Linked DNA regions of Homo sapiens: region 1 is linked to region 2. The links are chromatin contacts, found by Hi-C or POLR2A ChIA-PET in ENCODE. All regions are on one chromosome and are shown on one strand. Each heading gives the region's core, a stretch centred on a gene start or an enhancer-like site at or near the end of the contact. The rest is flanking DNA. Distances are from core to core; before and after follow the strand shown.

What was found. Hi-C counts contacts between places; a loop is a spot of excess contacts on that map. ChIA-PET counts read pairs that join two places held with the same protein, here RNA polymerase II (POLR2A). Pooled maps may share reads with other maps.
Region 1: a pooled map shows a loop between it and region 2 (3-fold over the local background). The contact joins two enhancer-like sites. A Hi-C loop is called at or near these places in 4 of 168 maps with a recorded cell type or tissue (B cell, CD4-positive, alpha-beta memory T cell, naive thymus-derived CD4-positive, alpha-beta T cell and 1 more), 17 of 37 single-sample maps with no recorded cell type and 14 of 50 pooled maps. POLR2A ChIA-PET finds 5 or more read pairs at or near these places in 8 of 52 experiments (B cell, CD4-positive, alpha-beta T cell, CD4-positive, alpha-beta memory T cell and 5 more).

Annotation. Positions count from the first base shown.
Region 1 is chr3:114,410,935-114,413,994 of GRCh38, forward strand. All of the region lies in intron 7 of ZBTB20 (zinc finger and BTB domain containing 20), which reads right to left. Among named protein-coding and RNA genes, the nearest start is that of ZBTB20-AS5, 41 kb to the right of the region's middle. Within about 2 kb of position 1,602, at least 7 of the 41 ENCODE cell types and tissues checked have a DNase peak (open chromatin) inside an H3K27ac peak, as active enhancers do.
Region 2 is chr3:114,213,020-114,216,037 of GRCh38, forward strand. No RefSeq gene overlaps it. Among named protein-coding and RNA genes, the nearest start is that of ZNF80, 23 kb to the right of the region's middle. RefSeq lists an enhancer at 717-1,390. Within about 2 kb of position 1,297, at least 12 of the 41 ENCODE cell types and tissues checked have a DNase peak (open chromatin) inside an H3K27ac peak, as active enhancers do.

The DNA.
Region 1 (3,060 bases), core at 352-2,851, 200 kb after region 2:
AGGGAAGAAATAAACTAGGGAGTCATCCAGGGACACATCGAGTTAGTGAGGGTTTTAGTTTGGATGATAACAAGCTCTTAAAACATGGCTTTGACTCATAAAAAATGTAGCTGGGATGGATGGCTACTTACAGGGTTAAAAGCAAACTGAGAGCTCTTCTATTCCCAAATCTGAATGCTGAAGTGCTGCCTAGAACAGCAAACATGTACATGCAAAATATCAAAAATACACAAAGTGGGGGTGCAGAGGAGGTGCAGGATGCACCAGTCACCTCCTTCCCCACACCCTTCAACAGCACAGAGCTCTGGCAGGGTCATCACCAGTAAAACTGGATTCTTACAAGCCATTCCACAGAGAGAAACCATCCCAGGTCCCCCATGGCTCCAGGCATCAGTGAGGACAGTTTTCATGTTCCAAAACTAATTGGACAGTAAGGAGTGTCTGTAAGAATAAAAGCGGGTGGGAATGGAGGATGGAAATAAAAGGGAAAAAAAGTGTCCTTGTTGAAAGTTTTAAATTACAGGCTCAGTAAAAAACTGGCATTCCACCACATCCGGTCTAGTTACCAAATGGAAAAATAGGGTCATTAACATGTTTATTTGAATTACATTAGTCCTTCTCTTTCATATTTAATTTATTCTGTTAGAAAAAAACACAACGCTCTGCATGCTGGTGAAAGGCAGGGGTGTAATGGATCAGGGAGCTGAAATACAATGATCTTTACCCATTATCTACCCTGCTAAGGCTTTTCAGAACTTACTAGGATCATTCAGGGATTCTTCCCTCACAAGGGAGGGAAGGGTACAGAAAGATGTAAGGTACAGATGCTACTGAGTTTGTTAAAATAATATTGAAGCACATTTAAATTAAGGAGTGGAAGGACGATTTTAATATGGAAAGTTTACAAAAAGAAGAAAAGTTTGGGATAAATGACCTCTTCTGAGACTGAATGTCCAGATGCAAGGTTGGTGCTAGGCTTACGGAACATCTCCACATGATATGGAAGTTGTAGAACATTGTGTTATTAGTATTCGGGGTATTAAAAGGCGAAGTCTGCAGGATGATCTCATGAGGCTTGCTGTCATCCACAAGAGGTCAGGGCAACTTCAGTACAAGCAAGTATAATGCAGTACATTCAGGGGAAAATGAAACAAGGTATATTTTCAGGAAGATGTCCAGAAATGACCTGGCTATCTTTGTGGCGGTGACATGGAAAGGACATAGACTTAGTATCATAAGGCCAGTCCCTGCTCTACAACTTACTAACACCATTTGCACAAGTAATTCAATCAGTTTTCCTCATCCATAAAATGGGAACATGAACAGTTACCATAGAGTTGTGAGGATCAACTGAGACAATCTATGTGAAAGTGTTCTATAAAGCACTGTACAAATGTAAGACATTTATTTTCTGAAGACAGTGGTGCCAAGTGTGAGCCAAGCAGTGTGCCAAATATCCTCAGAAATAGGATTGGAAACAAAGCAGGGAATGCTCTGACAAAGCTGAAGAGGACAAGGATCTCCCATCTCAGTGTGACTGGGTGTATCGCTCACTCAAACCTGAAGGGATTTCTCACCGGGATGCTGACCTTGGGTTCATAGACTAACTCCACAGTAGGTTGCCACCCACTCATAATGAGTCATTTAAAGTTCAAATCTTACTTCATGCTAGCGATGCTAGCACAGAGGCAAGCAGTTTTAGGCTTTTTTTGGTCACAGATTTCTGCTGCCATTGTCAAAACAGTAGCCCCAACCTCTAACTGCAACCTAGGGCAGCCAGCCCAACCTAGACTTGATTCTGGTCACTTTTAGTGGAACAAATTGGCTCAGAAAACATCGCCTTCTACTTCTTCTTTAGGATATCCAAAATGAGCAAAAACTTCAGTCTCTAGCTTTTCCTTAAGACAAGTTTCTCCCTTTGCTACAAACGGAATCACATCTTTTTGTTATGATTCTTCCTCTATGGTCCAGTTTGTTGAACATTTTGCCAGCTGTTTCTAAGCTGAACTTTGGCTTAAATACAATTGCAGTCACACTAAGATCATTCTGTTTTGAGCCCAGAGCATAGAGTGTAATTTTGATAGAGGAAGGGGAGAGTTAAATTACGATCAGCTCTAGTAAAAGGTAACGGCAACTCATGGGTGGGATACTTTCTGGATGAAGTACTTCAAAAAATAAATAAATAAAAAGAATAGGAGAACGTTCAGTATTAATTAAAATAATCATGACATAAGATGAAGATTTCTATTTATAATGATAAAATCCAGGCAAGGATATGGTAAATGTCTATAAAGAAACAAAAGGTCTGGGAAACTGACTATGGATTTCTTTTTCAAATTCTAGTATACGTGAACTGGAAGTCATCTTACTACTTTTCAAAAGAAACAATTTATGACAAACTAAAGAACTACTTTACACAGTAGGCAATCAACTTATAAAATTCATTAAAGGTCGATGACATAAATAGTATCACAAAGGTTTAGCTAAATTCATGGATAAGTCCATAGTGGGTTATTCAGAGAAACTAGGCTATCTGGAGGAAAATAACTCTAATTCTTTAAGTTAGCAACAAGGACAATTGTGTCTTATATAACAGTTTCCTGTCCCTGTGATCAGAAAATGAATGCTGAACTGAAAGGACCATAAGCCTGAACCAGAGGGGCTTTTCTTATAATCACATGCTTGTAAGAAAGTAGGGACTAACTATAGTGCTGATATTAAGCCTGCTGGGGCCAGAAGGTGCACAAATTCTTGAACCTGCAGTCACATATGTCACATTACCTAAGCTGTATTATGCCACTCCTTCTCTGCAGCAACTATTATCATCTCCATATTACAGATGAGAGAAGTAAGGATCAGGGAAGTTCAGAGACGAAAAGTAAATTAACAAAGGTCACACAGCTGGTAAATGGCAGATTTGGGATTTGAATTTAGGATTATCTACTTCTGAAGCTCTGCTACCACACTGCTGCTGTTTTCTGCCCAGTAGCCTGATGTATTAACAGCTTAAGATGACTAATTTAACCTGTTAAAGCGATATGAAGTCTTGCTCTTCATTTG
Region 2 (3,018 bases), core at 47-2,546:
GACAACAGCAGGGAGTCACAGCCTTTTCATAAATGCATGGAGAAATGAGGCATCAGCAGGTACAGGTTACAGTGACTCAGGTGGGGCACAGGAATTTCATGATTTTAAAAAAGGATTCCAGATTCTTCTGTTCTCCTTGCCAAAGGCTAGTCAATTTTCCCAGTTGCTTCTCTATTGCCCCCATCTTATTCAAAACTGCACAAATTCAAATGACCCCACTTCATCTAGACAAAAACGTAAAAAGAAAAGACAGTCAATCAAGATTCTGCTTGATTAACATCTTGGGAGAAGGCTAACATGAGTCTTCAGGGATGAAAATAAATGGCTCTGAGCCTGGGCTGTGGTCATAAACCTGACCTTGTCACTGCCTAAGCGAGGAAAGCAATGGAGGAAATTAGAGCTCTCGTTCCAGTGTGATTACAATTGTACCCTTAACAGGACATGACAATGTTTTTTGGCATTCAATTATGTTTTGCTATGCGTGCATGCATACACTCACACACTCACACACGCAGAGCTAGAATTGAAATCATCTCAAGTGAGAATTCTTGTGATGCATTTAAGGGGCCTGCATTTGACAAGTTGCTACCTAGTTATGGACTAAAATCTCACCAGGCACCCCCATAGCTTATCGCCTGTCATTTCAAAACAAAGACATCCTGCTTCCCCTTTCTGTGTCACACCTCATCGACTCATTCTCAGCAGACTCTTACTTTCATTACAAGCTCGGTGCCACCTCCCGGACTTTCATCAGATGAAAACTTGAAAGAAAAAAAAAACCCATTCCATGTTTTGACTTGGACTCTAGGTGTTGTTATTCTCTCAGTCCAGCTTGAGAAAAAAAAAAAAAAAAAGCCCACCCCACGAGGGGGCAGGCCTGCTTTCCTGTCTCCTGCCACCACACAGTCTCTGAAGTGTGTGAAGAAGAGAGGAAGAGACAATTAACACTCAGCACCAATCTGCATTTCCTTTTTAGCTGCCATTTACACGCTGCTCAGGTTTTGAAAACCAGCATTTCATGCTACTCCCTAGAGAGCCAGCACCAGCTTCAGCAGGATCCATCTGCACAGCACTCACATTGCTGAAATCTTCAGCCAACCCAGAATTCATTTATTTATTTTTTGAAAAAAAATGAGAGAGAGGAAGTGAGAGAGTACGAGTGAGAGAGCAAGCAAGCGGGTGAAAATAATAGATTAGAATCTGGTAATATTTAATGCGCACGCTTGACCAATCCCTGCGCTGGTCCAGGCAGGGGTGAGTCAGTGGAGTTTTTCTTTGATCATCTTCTAGATTAGTGTGAGCAGCGAGCGAATGAGCAAGAGCGTGTGACAACAGAGGATGACAGGCTGTGAGGTTCGAAGCAGGAAGGACACACTCCATAAGTCTCGGCACTGCTCATCAGCCCATGTGTCAGCACGCTCTTGCTGATGGGAGCAGCGGGGAGAAACGCCATACTGGGAAGTCACTGCTGGTGTGGGACAAGTTACAAGATGCTTCTGGGGGAGGAAAATGTGTATCATCAACTCCTCAGGTCTGGCCAACTTGCTTTATTTCCTTTAGCCCCCAAAGGGTGGAGCATTGAAGCATAATAGCTTCAATAAGCTTTGTTATTTTAACATTATTATTTTTTAAACTGAATTCACCACCACAGGAGGTCACAGAGTCAATGGTCACAGCTGGCTTTTAAAAAAGGGTTGAGTCACTTTGTGATTGATAAAACAGACTCAGCCTGAGATGAGGGCAATCAGGTTTCCTGCTTGAAGGCATCAGTTGATCACTACAGGGGTCGGAAAGAAGTGTTTTTCTTACGCAAGTTCTGGCATAATAGTCTAGGTGAATGCAAAAAAAAAAAAAGTTAGTCTTTTGATTTGTTTGTTTTTGTTTCTAAGAGAGAGCAGAGCTAAAAAGCCCATCCTTACCTCAGTAGACCAATGAGTGGTCTGATTCCATCTGGCTCTGCTGCTCAGATGGCAGTTGTGATGATAGTCATGCTACAGACACATTTACCAACTAAGCAGTGCAGACAGTACTCTGCATTGGCCCAGATTTACCTAGGAACAAGCACAGGTGTGCTCAGATAAGGAAAATACCTTAGGTCAGGAGGTGGGGTGAGCACATGGTTGTTAAAATAGAATTTAGTGAGTTAAAAAAAAAACCAGCAAACCAACACAAGACTCATAAGTACCCTATAGTATCTGCGGATGCCGTTACACGTCAAGTTAAACCACATCTTCTCAGGATACAGGGGTGTTTTGCAGCTCTCACATTAACACAGATGTGTAACGTGGGTTTCTCAGCCTATCAGAGATGGGGCAAGATAGGGTTATAATAAACAGCTTTTGTTTTTTTTGGCTCTGCCCTTACTAGGGGAGACTTCCAACCTTACCAATTCTCAAATAGTTCTTGGAGTCCCTGGTGAGAAGGATGCCCCTCTTCCACCATTCTGACTTAATGACACTGGAGCCACACTGCATGGGTTCAAATCCCAAACTCATTCCTCCACTCAAAATGTATTTAAGGGAGTGCCCACTGTGAACTTGACATTATTCTAGATGCTGAGGAAAGAGCCATTCCACATTTTCCTGTAATTTTGGTTCTAGTGAAGGTGTAGAAATGCAAATAAATAAACAAGTAAATGTATAATATTTCAGATAGAATATTATAGAGATGCTGTGGAGGGAACAAAAGCCTACTTGAGATGTCTTCAACAGAAGACAAGAAGAATGAGAGAGAGAGTAAGAACAACCATTTTAAGAAGTTTGCTGCAAGGGGGAAAGAAATGGAGTCGTTTGACTTAGGAGTGGAATCCCAGGGAAATTTCTTGTTGCTGTTGTTGTTTGTGGTTTTGATTGGAGAAATAGCATCACGTTATTCTGATCCATGTTATTAATTATTCTCACATTATTCTAGTTCTGATTCAGTAGAGAAGGAAAATAGATGATGCTAAAGCAATGTCCTTGGGTGGCGTGAGGGGTTGGGATCTGGTGCAAAGTGGAGGGGTTGGCTTTAGGTAGAAAA